Linked DNA regions of Homo sapiens: region 2 is linked to region 1. A link is a loop called in an ENCODE intact Hi-C map of the cell type or tissue named here. Cell type or tissue: heart right ventricle. All regions are shown on one strand. Links, peaks and the distances in the headings refer to the core of each region. The heading gives the core; the rest is flanking DNA.

Evidence for each region. Hi-C counts contacts between places; a loop is a spot of excess contacts. Peaks named below come from ENCODE experiments on the same cell type or tissue, not always from the same donor. Only the 100,000 strongest peaks of a DNase experiment are listed, where the experiment ranks them.
Region 2: a loop joins it to region 1, with 1.9 times the contacts of the local background. A loop is called at or near these places in 1 of 110 quality-filtered maps.

The regions. Positions count from the first base shown.
Region 1 is chr6:13,061,149-13,067,964 of GRCh38, forward strand. The region is part of intron 5 of PHACTR1 (phosphatase and actin regulator 1); the gene reads left to right. Among named protein-coding and RNA genes, the nearest start is that of TBC1D7, 260 kb to the right of the region's middle. In heart right ventricle, for the core only: no CTCF peak of the experiment used is centred there; no DNase peak of the experiment used is centred there; H3K27ac peaks cover 628 bases.
Region 2 is chr6:13,181,583-13,188,398 of GRCh38, forward strand. It overlaps PHACTR1 (phosphatase and actin regulator 1), which reads left to right. Exons shown (of 15, transcript NM_030948.6): 7 at 937-1,104. Among named protein-coding and RNA genes, the nearest start is that of TBC1D7, 140 kb to the right of the region's middle. In heart right ventricle, for the core only: no CTCF peak of the experiment used is centred there; no DNase peak of the experiment used is centred there.

The DNA of each region.
Region 1 (6,816 bases), core at 1,426-5,425:
TCTCTCTCTTTCTCCTTTTCTCTTATAAGGGTACCAGACATTTGATTTAGGGACCACCTATATATCCAGGATAATCTATTTCAGATATCCTTCAATTTGTTGTATCTGCAAAGACCTTATTTCCAAATAAGATCACATTCATGGGAACCAAGGATTGGGACTTGGATGTATCTTTTAGGGCACACCGTTTGGCAGGGGACCCACTGCAGTACTGAATTTTAGATAGGAAAGGAAAGGTCCAGGGGGTTCAGAGGAATTAGAAAAATCAATAAATATTAAGTTCCAAAGAGGTCAAAGAAGTTTAAATTGGTCAGTGGGAACAATTGCAGAAGCAATACAGAAGATCATGAGCTTATGAGTAAACAGCTGCATTCTTGAATTAGTGGTTTTTAAGGTGATACAGTTATGGAGACAAGATACAAACTCAAACCATGGGAGTGGACAGCTGAGGTGGAGGAATAAGTTAGGAAACTGGAAATTGCCTTATTCAAAACACGGTAAATGATCCTACTTACTAGTAGACTAACAACTATATATCTTATTTGCTGAGTTTTGTGCTGACTTAATTTGCCATTTTCAATCGAGGAAAAAAAGGAAATTTCCTCTTTGGTTTTTGCATTAAACTAATTTTGAACCGATATTTTCTGGGAAAAATTTTGTTTTTCCTTTTCCAAATTGAGATGTTTTGGCCCATCATATTTTTAAGCAATAAAGTACTGCAGTTCAATTGATTCATAGAAAATCAAAACCAAAATTTGCTTTTGAATGTTTCGCTCCAGCTATTAGGAGACCCACCTAATATAGGTAAAGTAGTACGATAATCAGGCAGCAGCTTCAGATACAAATAATTGATTGCTTGTTCATCTTCCATGCAGTTGGGAACCTGTGAAACATAGCCTTAGTCTGCTTCTGTCAGCTTCACGTAATTGATGATAATGATGAAGGGCTGGGCCGGAAATATGTTGGGAACTCTCCTGATACTCATGACAGCATCCAGAAACAGTCTCCTTGCTTTTGCCCTGTATTTTATTTGCAACAGAAGACTGATGTAATAGTATGTATGCACAGGAAAGTCTCAGGTACTCAGGTGAGCATAGATCTCCAGTCCTCTCCCTAAGACCCCTCTGCCTAATTGTCATTCTGCTATAGGTTCCACTTATCCTGAAATCCCCCAATCAAACAAGGACCAGCCCTTAACCCTGGGCTGTTAGCCAACCACTTTGCCTAGTTTCCCGGCTTCCCCTTTCCCACAGGGCTAGATTCTGCTTCCTTTATGTCTTCCATCAATTCACCCAGAGTTGCTTATGACTTTAACAACCGCTATGTCCCAGGAATCACTTCCATGGAAGCCCATGTTTCTAGAATTATTCTTCTTTAAATAAAACTCCTTGGATAGTCAAGGCAGTCTACACTGGATTCTGCCTTTGGACCTGATGGTGATAGGCTTCTGGGCTGTTCTGGAAGAGTCTGTCCCTGGTGTCCAAGATGGTTGCCTTCCATGCTAGCCCCAGATTTCTCATTCCTCTATCAGGAAACCCTAGCATGCCGTGTCATTGACAGAGTACATTTGCAATTCTTGGAGTAGAGAAATAAACCCTTAGTTACATCACATTTTGTCTTGACATCTTTGTAGTGTGGGATGGAAAATTATTGTTGGTAAAGGGAAACATGGCCTCTTATCCAGCATAAGACTAGCTATGTCCACCATGAAGACTCTATGGCCCATCACTGGCATAGCTCTTGAGCTGGAAGCTTAAAGCAAAGAGACAAAATTGATAGGTTGAAAAAATGGATGATTTTGAGTAGGCTCTTACGTGCTTGAAAGATGGAGGGTTACAGGCCTTGCACTCTAACTTAAGTGCTCCCTTGGTGTTCCTATTTCTCATTCTAACAGAGTAATATAGTCTACTTGTTCAGAATCTAGGCTGTTGGACTTCTATAAACTATAGGAAATTCATAAAGGATACCAGCTTACCATATTGAATGTATTTATGTGCCAGATGCTGCCATTGTTCATAAGAAGTCCATACCATTGCAACAGTGAGGACGGACATGGCCCCTACCTCCCAAAGGTTATGTCTTAAAGGGAAAACAGACAATAAAGCCAGCAATTACAATAAAGCAGAAGTGAAGTGATAAGAGATGCACAGGGGCTTTGAGAGCTTGAAGGAGACAAGCCCAACTGAGTGGCAAGTTACTGGGAAAGGTTTGCTAGAGAAAGGGATGTTTAACCAAGGGGTTAGCAATGCATGTGAGGAAATCTCTCCTGGTGGGCAGAACAGAATGTAGGAGAGCCAGGGAAGAGAGGAGAGGTTAACAGTCTACAGCTTAAAAAGAAATTATGTCCAGTCACGGTGACTCATGCCTGTAATCCCAGCACTTTGGGAGGCCAAAGCGGGAGAATTACTTGAGCCCAGGAGTTTGAGACCAGCCTTGGCAACACAGAAAGAGCCCATTACCACAAAAAAAAAAAAATTAAAAATTAGCTGAGTGTGATGGCGCATGCCTGTAGTCCCAGCTGCTGGGGAGGCTAAGGTGGGAGGATCACATGAGCCCAGGAGATCAAGGCTGCAGTGAGTCATGTTTGCACTACTGTACTCCAGCCTGGGCAATGGAGTGAGACCCTGTCTGAAAAAAAAAAAAAATTATGACTTGAAAAGGATTGTTGGGGGAAGGGACAGAGAGTAGTGAGAGATGAGGCTGAAGACATGGACAAGAATCTGCTCATGAAGGGTCTTATGAGGTATGTTAAGGAGTCTGGGTGTTATCCTAATGCAATAGGAAATTATGAGAGGACTTGCATTTTAGAAAGATTATTCTCTATATTATGGGAAAAGCTTGGAGTGGCACCAAGTGGTGTTTACAAGTTTATAATATAACAACTTCTATAAATATTGTGTTGGTAATGAGAGAAAATTTACTTGTGATAGAATTAAGATGATACCTCATTCCTATCACATCAAATGGAATATTGTGTCCTTATTGATTCTGGTAACAAGAAGACTGGTTAGCAGGTGGTTGATTATAATGTTGGGGAGAGAGGGAGATAGCCTAGACTAAAATAGTGACATTAGGAACTGAAGACTGTGAACAGATCCAAGAGATATTTAGGAGACAGAACGAGCAAGACTTGATTACAGATTGGATGTGGAAGTGGGGAGAAGAATAAAAAACCACTCTTGGATTTCTCACTGAGCAATTAAATGGATGGAGGTATGTTCTGTGCAGGAGATGCACGAGGGGAGAAGAAAAGACACACACACAATATCTTTAAGGGTAAACAAGCTTTATCCCACGTAAATGGCAATGCAGATATAATAAGCAAATGATATAATAAGCAAATGGTATAATAAGCAAATTAATATAATAAATTGCAACGGGAAGGGGAGAAGGGAAAAGATATATATATATATATATATATATATATATATATATATATATATATATATATATATATCTATATATCTATCTATCCACACTTGCCAGACTATGGAGGATTCACCACCAGACCGGGAAGCAACAGCCTGGGCTCCAGAGTCAGCCGCTTGTCTCTGCACAGATGAGGAGACGTCTCATGAAGCTTCAGCGTGGTCTGGGACCCTAGGTCTTTTTGTAACAAGTTGTTTGGCATGAGGCCCAGTCACAAAGGCCCTTTGCGACTGGGCTCAAGGAACGCAAAAAGTCAACTTGATTTTTGTGATTGTCTATTGTTTTTCAATAACTAATATATAGGAATAGATTGAAATACAGATTTCTCCAAAACAGTGCTGGATGAACGCCTCAACTCATCTGTTCCGGGACTTGGTGACCATTGTTTGTGTCCATGTTCAATTGAGTTCAAATTTAATATTTAACTTTTCCTCCACATTGTACCATTGACTAAGTCAGATACACTGAAGAGGAGCAGATTTGTGAGGGGAAAAGATGAATTTATTTGGGGCCATGCCAGCTTTCATGTGCTTCTGAGACATTCAGATGGAGGGCTCCTTGGGTATAGATAACTGGGGTCAGGAGAGGTCTAAGAAATGCAGATTGGAAGTCATCAGCACCTGGATGATCATGGAAGCCCTGGGATGAAAACTCCAAAGAGAGAAAGTAAAGTGTGAAGCAAAGTCGAGGGTACAGTAACACCCTGAGGGCCACCAGCCTGTGAGTTCTGAACAGAGGCAGCAGAGCCTACAGAGAAGACAGATGGCCCACTGGAGTTTGGAGGAAAACCAGGAGGGACTGGTGGTCTCGGTGAACCAGAGGAGAGAGTTTCAGAAAGAAGAGTCCACCCTGGCAGATCTTGACAAGATGGTGTCCGGTGGGCATAGACAACTCATCATTGGTGTCCTTTGGGATTATGACTTTAGGGAAGCCACGTAGCTGGGATTTAGATAGCATGTGGTTGAGGAGTAAATGAGAGGAGAGGAGGTAGTCATCTTCTTTTAAGATGTTTGGTTGAGAGGGAAAATGAGAAATATATAGCAAACAACAAAAGGGGATGTGAGCTTGAGGGGGATGTTTTTTAAGATTGGTTAGATTGTGTCAAGCTGCAAAATTTGCCTTAACATGGCTGTGGCATTCTCAGGGAAATTGAAACATCAGCAAAGTGACTGTTAAGCCAAATAAATATATTTGCACACATTTTTCAGCAATGACAATTCTCGTGACTAGGAAAAGCAAACATGCAAATAATCAGAGCACTAGTTAGCATCTGATTTTAATAAGAAACTATCAAACCAAGTTGAATAGCCTTCAGCATCTGGCCAGATCACATATTCCCTTTGGGTGAATGATTGGAGCATTTCATTTCTTCTTTAAAAAAAAAAAAAAAAGATCCAGCATAGGTAAGCAGGGAATATTTTTAGTTGTGTATTCATCATGACCCACAAAGGGACCATCTAGTGGTTAGAAAGCAAAGCAGACTTAATGGTCCTGTTTTGTTTTTAAAAAATCTCTAACAGGTACAGACTAAAGACTATGGAAATCTGTTACCTTCTAGGGCTGGATAAAAGATGTAATTGTTTCTTCTCAAAGTGAACTTTATCCAGCACTCTCTGCGTGTAAGTCCAGGCTATAAAATCCTTAATAGCATTGACTCTGCTGATATCCTCTTGTCTTCTAGTGTTGAGCAGAGCATCTGGCACAGAATAGGTACCGGATAAGTACATGTTGAACTGAAAGTCAGTAAGACAGCCAGCCAGATATTAATATATTTTTAAGCTTCTCTGTTTACTAAGATCTGAAAGAGGAGAGGAGGTAGGGTACTTATGGATGCGTAAGATGGAAGGTCCCCGAGTTTGAAGAATTTGCCATCATTCATGATTGTTTTCCAGTTTTTCATAGTTGTGCACAGGTTAGGCTAAATGACTGCGTGTGTTAAAAGCTCAGGTTGTTTGGACAGCATTATTGTTTGGGTTATCTATTGCTGTGTTACAAAACCCCCTAAAACATAATGGCTTAAAAACAGCAACCTCTGTATTATCTCTTATGGCTTGGGGATTGACTGGACTCAGTGAGATTGTTCTTCTGCTGGTCTCTCTTGGGGTCTGTCATGCATTTTCAGGTGGATTGCATTGGAGTCATCTGGAGGCTCCCTAAGGTGCGAGGAAAGCTGGGCCCCTTTCCCTGTTTATGTTGTCTCAGGGCTTTTCCATGGGGTTTCTTCCTATGGTCTCTCCAGCAGGGAGCTGAGGGCCCCTAAAAGCACAAAATAAGATGCTTCCATGCCTTTTAAAGGCTTAGGTACAACATTGGCTTAGTATTACAGTCACATTATTCTAATGGTTAAAGCAAGCCATGGGACCAGCCCAGATTCATTGTTGGGTGGACTAAACAAGGGTGTGGATGCCAGAACAAGGTTCATTGGGGCTTGTCTTTGGAAGCCAGCTACTACCATTGTTCAAAGTGTGGCAAGACAACAGCTGCTCCTTGTTTCCTTCTTCCCAGGTAGAATGTGCTTCAACAATGTTACACTGATGACAACAGCAGGAGCAATCTTCTGTTGTGCTCTGCTCATATTACTATGTCGTATGAAATATACTTGACCCTTTCCTTGCCTTATGGACTTGAATCTTGCATCAGACCCATATAGTATTATTAACTTCACTTGACAGGTGAGGAAACTGAAGCTTAGGGAGACTCAATAATTGCCAGTTAGAAATAACAGAGCTGGAATTTGAACTTAGCCTGCAGTCTTCTCAAATATATCGCATTTCAGATCCATGAGGGTGGAAATCGATAATTCAGATGCTTTAAAACATAATTCTTCTACACATAACAGTGATATTACAAGATGCTTTCCTTTTTTGACGTATCTCTATAAAGAAATGTGAAGGAAGAGAAGCTCATCAATAAAAACTGACACTGGAAGCCATGATACGAGTCTTTATTGAAAGTCTTTAAAGAGGAAAGTCAAGGTGTAGCATACTCGTCTTTGTATGAACCCCACAGTATCTAGTTCAATGCCATGTACTTGGAGGATGCACTCTATTTGTTGAATAGCTAAGAAAGAGTAAATTGATACTGGCATGAAACAAACCTTCAGAATCATTCCATTTATGTTTTCAATATAACTATCTCTTTCTGCTGTATGATATATAGGAACAAAATATGCATTGATTAGGTAATCAGACAGTAATCACACAGGCCTCAGTAGTTGCTAGATTTGGGGCTAGATAGGCACAGAAATATTTCTATAAAAAGATACAGGCTTTTTATTGTATGATGTATGTGTGGCTACTTACTTCTAAGATAAGGAGTTTTATGGGAGAGGTGGTATAGACTAGTGGTTAGGGGTCAAACTCTGGAGCCTGACTGCTGAGTTATCTT
Region 2 (6,816 bases), core at 1,051-5,050, 120 kb after region 1:
CACCGTGGTCCTTGTTTTGCTGAGCTTTAAGCAACATCAAAGTCTGCACTACGTGGCGTGATTGGTGGTCGGCACCGGGAGAATTCTGGCACTTCCCAGCATCGCTGAGTGGCTGCAGCCTGTTAGGTGCAGATGAGAGCTGTCCTAATAGTTTATCCAAGTAGAGAAATTGGACCAGGGTGGAGGCAAACAGAAGACAGGACCTTGGTGCGTGTTGAATGACATGAAGCCCTTTGCTCCCTAAAGTAGGAATTCCCAATCCTGGTCTTCCAATCTCTGAGGCTTGCTGAGTTTTTTCCCAAGTTTTTAGAAATTATGAGAAAAAAATAATTTTAATTTACTTTTTATTTTTAAAAATACATAGAAAATGGCCGGGCGCGGTGGCTTATGCCTGTAATCCCAGCACTTTGGGAGGCCCAGGTGGGCGGATCACCTGAGGTTGGGAGTTTGAGACCAGCCTGACCAACATGGAGAAACTCCATCTCTAATAAAAATACAAAATTAGCCGGGTGTGGTGGCACGTGCCTGTAATCCCAGCTACTCAGGAGGCTGAGGCAGGAGAATCGCTTGAACCCGGGAGGCGGATGTTGTGGTGAGCCAAGATCATGCCATTGCACTCCAGCCTGGGCAACAAGAGTGAAACTCTGTCTCAAAAAAAGTAATAATAATAATACATAGAAAACGTGATGGATTCGGGTTAGAAAGACACAGAGAAAACAGGCAAAATGCTGAAGATCATTGGAAATTTTTGCCCTGATGATTAGACAACATATCTCTAACGATGAAATAAATGTCTTAAAAGCAAAATAACAGATGTTGGTTTCAGAGGCTGACCTTGATTGTTCAGCAGCATCTAGACTCAGCAGGCGGGAAGTGCCACTCTTTCTTGAAAGGCAGACATTGTCTAACTCTGCAATCTCCTTTTCTCTCTGACAGATGGGGAACTCTCTATATCCAATGAAGAGGACTCCCTAGAAAATGGGCAGTCCCTGAGCTCCAGCCAGCTGTCTCTGCCTGCCCTGTCCGAAATGGAGCCAGTCCCAATGCCCAGGGATCCCTGCTCATATGAGGTGCTCCAACCGTCAGACATCATGGATGGGCCAGGTAATGCCCCGGCAGGATTGTAGAGCAGGTCCCAGACACCAAGTCCAGCCAGGCACCAGGGATCTTTGGCCTGGCTGGACTTGGAATTCTATTTTGGACTATCCTGAGCGTAAGGATCTGGAAATTTAGTGAAACAGATTAGTTTTTAGTACATACTGAGTATTTTTAAAAATGGAATATACTTACACTTATTATCCTACAGTGTTTAAAAAACTCTTTACTACCTTAATCTCTTTAAAGATGATATGGCTTATTTTTGTAACATTAATGATTTAAAATATTATTATTTTGTTTTTTAACATTCATCTCTGTTAAGATAAAGCTGAGGAATCCTACATTTCTATATGATACCTATCTAATTCGTCTGTCTGAAAGGTCCTTTAGTCTTAGTCCCAGTATGCCAGTTAATACTTGTATCAATTTACTGGATATAGTCAATTAATTTAATTGTCTATTAAACTGTATATAATTTACTGATTGAATTGTATCCTGCTGATAGCTGATTTTTGATGCCATCTGACTGTCATCTCCTTCTTTGGTCCAAAGGTGGCTGAGTGGCCAATACTCATCCTCTCAGAAGGTTTGCAGAGCGGTCCTAATTTGCCCCAAAATAGGTCCCTCCTGACAGCTAATGAGCAGTGGTACTTGTCAGGAGATGAGTCTGGGAGAAGGAACCTCTTGCAATATCCAGAGTATAGATAGAAAGGCCTCTCTCCCCATCATGTGCAAAATCCACATCCATAGGCAGTCACGTGGGAGGGTGGGAGGGATGAGGTTTCACAGGGTTAATTCCCATGCTTCGTTATGGGACCCGGTGAGTCATTGCTCCATCACTGTGTGCCACATTGACAATAATAGTGTCCCTGAGGCAGGAGAATGTAGTGCTCATGAGGATTTTCAGCAGGGCTTTGGTGCTGCACAGAACACCTGATCAGGGAGGAGGAAGGAGGGTGGGGAGGGGAGGAGTCCCTTACAGGCTTTCTCACTGAGGCGGTGGCGGGAGGTGAGAGGAGATGCAGTGGAGTTACACCCTCCCACCCCAGGGAGGGTTTCCCAATGAAAGCAGTGCTTTTTTAAAAAGAATCCAGACTTCCTTGTGACACTGAAGTCAGATAGATTTGACTGTTATAGTAAAAATCTGTCATTCCAGCAGAATCACAGAGTTTCAATCTGTCATCAGCCAAGCTACCGGCATGATAGGAAGGTGTGTGCCACCACCCAATGACAACTCTTCATGAAAGCCAGTCAGGGGTTCCCCCATGAAAGAAAGGAAGAGGCGCGTCCAATGCAGTGCAAAGAGAAATGGAGGAATTGATAAAAGAAAACTATAGTTGTGGTGAGCAAGAAGAGAGAGGAAAGGGGAAGATGAAAAGGTTGATTTAAAGCATCCCTTGCCTCGTCAAAGTTTACAGGAGCTGGTGGGGGCAGGATGCTGTTGCTAAAACTACAGAATTTGGGCTGAGAGGCTGCTGCTCAGCGCCGGGCACTCCAGAACCTGGAGGAGCAGCCGTCCAGTGCCTGGGGTGCAGCCTATGAGGTGTCAGCGTTCCAGGCTGTCATCTGTACCCAGTGTCGCAGATTTGAGAGCAGAGACAGAGCGGACCCAGTGGACAAAACTGAGCCCCTCCACTTGTTTGAATCCACTCCCTCTTGCCCCTCAGCAAAGGGCAAGCAGGCCCCAGCGAGGCTGCTGGCATTCAGTTCTGGTTTGGTTTAGAGGGGCTCTGCATCCTGGGCCTTCTGCACTGGCCACCCTGGTGATTCCTGCTGTGCCCCATGAGTCCCATCTTAGAGCATGTGTAGGGTTTGCATGACCAAAGCTGAGTTTGAAATGGTCAAGTGTTTGATGGTTTTGAGAAAACATCCTCCTCCTCTTTCTCCCTGTTGCTCTTCCCGCCTCCACTCTCTCTCTTCCTCTGCCTCCTCTCTCTGTCCTCCTGCTTCACTGGATTTCTGGCCTCCTCGCTGTAGCTCTCTACACATGCGTGGCGGCCTGAAGCATCGGTGCTCCGCTGTGTTGCCAGCCCGAGTCCCTGTCCTGTGTTCCCCGCTGGCCCCGCCTGCACTGCGTTTGTGTAATGTCTCCTGTGTATCATGTGGTTGTCCCCTCAGTGTCTGAAGAGAGTCCCTCTGCCAGTGAGTCTGGAGTCCTCCTGTCCCAAGATCCTTCAGCCAAACCAGTCCTGCTACTGCCCCCCAAAAAACCTGCTGCTTTCCCTGGAGACCATGAAGAGACCCCAGTGAAGCAGCTGCCCCTTCTCAAGCAGCCCCCGGCCCTGCCTCCCAAACCCACTACCAGGATTGCCAACCACTTAACAGGTGAGTGCAGACGTCTTCTGGGGCAAGCAGTCCCTCCTTCCCTTCAAGGGATTTTCTTTTTCTCTTGTTCTTTGAACTGAGGCCTGAAGGCAGCTCTCTGGGGAGGTTGCCCTGTGGGATGTTTGGGTGTTTCTGTGTGTGTCTTGATATCTGCAGTCATGACCAGGGTTTGTGTTTTTGTGTCAAGCAGCATTTGATATCCACCTACCAGCCATATGCCAAGAGCTTTCAGTCATGTGTATCTGTAAATGTGTACATTGTATTTAAGTGACTAATTCAAGATTATTTGCTCATCTAGGTGAAATCGATTCAATGTCAACATTTTTGCAAAGATAAAGAATAGTGCCTTCTCCATATGAGTATGTCAAGGTTTTAAATTTTTTGTCTTTAAGTTATTGATCTGAAGCCCAGTGTATTTCACCTATTAAAATTCATGTCAGTGCTGTCTGTTCTCTTAGGGAAAAAAAAAAAAAAAAGACAATCTGCAAATTATGTGGTAAATACTTTTAAAAGAAGAGTAAGCTTAGCAATGTTGTTCTAAAATGATTGCACACGTCCTTTGCAGTGTTTCTGAAGTGTTACTTAATGAATGTAGCCACAGGCATTAAATTGAGCACTCAGTGAAATTGTACTTCACTGCACTTTGGCACATGAATTAGATACCACTTTGTGATTGAAGGCTGTGGTATAATCAGAGATTAAAATATTTCAGAGGGTCATTTCTCCAACTTTGATAATAGTTTCACCTGATGCTGATCGACTGCCTTTTTAAAAAGCACTCGGTATTTTGACAAATAATACCTAGGTAATCATTGTAACATTTTGTAACATGTAATGGGGGTGGAATTAGGGAAAAATATTCACCTATCTTATAGGAGAAACACTGAGGTTCAAGAAAAATAAGTGACTTCCAGGGCTGACAGGAATTCTGTAATAGAGGCACAATCGATGCTATATTTCTCAACTCCGAGTTCAGCTAATGTTGTTTCCAGAGCAGGCTGTCTTTCACGTGATACTGAGTTCTATAAGAGTCCATCTTAGACATGGGCTCATGTCAAACTAATCTATTAATGTGTATGTCCATCCAAGTCAGATGTGTATGGCTTGAAAGAGCAAATTTCCATCAAACGGAACCATCTAACATATCAATAACACTTTTGTTCGATGTCCAAAAATTGAAATTCACAGAAAACTACAAAGGAGAAAAGGTCCCATAAGCCTCCTTCTAGGCAATATCCACTGTCCATCTGTCTGTCTATTGAATAAAAATTGAATGTTGCTGTACGTATTGTTTTGTCACCTGCTTTTTGCACTTGGTGATATATTGTAAACTGATTTTCGTGTTAGTAACAATTCCACAACGTGATTTTATTAGCTGCTTGGATGGATCAGGGTTTACTTGACTGACCCCTTAAAGTTTTTCCATCTTCCTTATTGCTAAATCGCAACAGCAAACAACTGCAACAGCCTGCATATATCTTCATAAGCACTTCTGAGTTTTCTCTAATTTATTTCTAAAATTAGAACTGTTGAGTCAAAGATTATGCACCCTTTAAGGCTTTGATGTCAAATTTCCCTTAAGAAAGATTAAACATTGTACAAAATAAACCCCTACATGTAGTACATATTTATTCAACACATCTACAATAGGCAGAATACTGTACTAAGTATCAAAGTAGATAGGAATATGTAACAGTTTAATGCAGCTGTCCTCAACCTTTCTGGCACGAAGGACCAGTTTTGTGGAAGACCATTTTTCCACAGACCGGAGGTGGGGCGGGAGAGATTATTTCGGGATGATTCAAGTGCATTACATTTGTTGTGCACTTTATTTCTATTATTATTACATTGTAATACATAATTAAATCATTATACAGCTCACCATAATGTAGAATCTGTGGGAGCCCTGAGCTTGTTTTCCTGCAACTAGACAGTCCATCTAAGGGTGGTGGGAGACAGTGACCGATCGTCAGGCAGTGGATTTTCATAAGGAACATGCAGCCTGGATTCCTCACATGCGCAGTTCACAATAGGGTTCGCGCTCATCTAATGCTGCTGTTGATTTGACAGGAGGTGGAGCTCAGGAGGTAATGGTGAGCAATGGGGAGTGGCTGTAAATACAAATGAAGCTTTGCTCACTCACCCGCCACTCACCTCCTGCTGTGCAGCCCGGTTCCTAATAGGCCGCGGACCAGTACAGGTTCATGGCCCTGGTGGTTGGGGACCCCTGGTTTGATGAATGCATATATATACGTAGAGAGAGAGTACTAACACAACTACTGTTAGCAGTAACACTTGCAATTCAATGCAGTCTGATAAAGAGAAGGCTGAAGCTTGAACTGACTTTTCAAGCATGAAGGACATTTATAGAAAATGAGGGAAGAGTATTCCAGGAAAGAAGACCCTAGACAAAACCTCAGAGGTGGCAACATTTTGGGTCATTGAAGAGTTGGCTGAGTAGGGGTGGAAGCTTCATTCTGAAGTATACTGAGAGACAGGACTCACTAGAAAAAGGCATAAAAAGATTTAGATTTTAATCCCTAGGCAGTGAAAAAACTTTGGAGGTTTTTAAGCAGAGGAGTGATATGATGAAAACTAGCCTTTAAGAGATCTTGGATCACCATGTAGAAGGAGCAGAAAGAGGAGCAGGTTGAAGGCCTATCAGAGAAGCCACCACCAAGGCTAGCTCTAGGCCATGCACTCCAAAGTCAGATCAGCTAAATGGACTCAGCCATGGGATACCATTGAGCCAGGGATACCCTGAGCCACGGATACCATTGAAGAGGCTTCTCCAGTCATTGAAATATGAGCTAACAAGCATCTGACTGATATCAGTGAGAAGAGAGAGAGCAAACCAGTAGATATGACATTGTAAAAAGAAGAGTCAGCAGAATTTCTTAACTGACGACACCTCTGATTTATCTAGTTATCTCATTAATGGAGACAAACTTAAGTTTCATCTATGAGCCCAGGAGCTCAGGTGGCCTGGTATCCACAGGGTTCTTTACATATGAGAGACCGAAGATATCTCAATTGGCCCCATCTCTCTGGCTTCCCTGGTCCTTTCCTGAGAGAGTAGACTCTGTTATCTATATGCCTCACCTCTATACAGCTTGGATCAAATGAATAAAAATACACAAAAAGCTAATATCCTTACTATGTAGTACCTGGTAACCTCTTAAACATGATAAAGTAAGACAGGTGGAGAAGTCCGTGGACTGCAAATCTAGTGCTATCCTTTTGGGCTTAAACTCAATTAGACTTGCTTAATTTTTATAAGTGAGCAATCAGTTATAATGAATCTGCATCACCATGAGGTAGCTACATTAACCCTGTTCTGTTACTAATTGCTCTGAAGACATCTGGGCCATGTCAGAAGGAATTAATAAACTA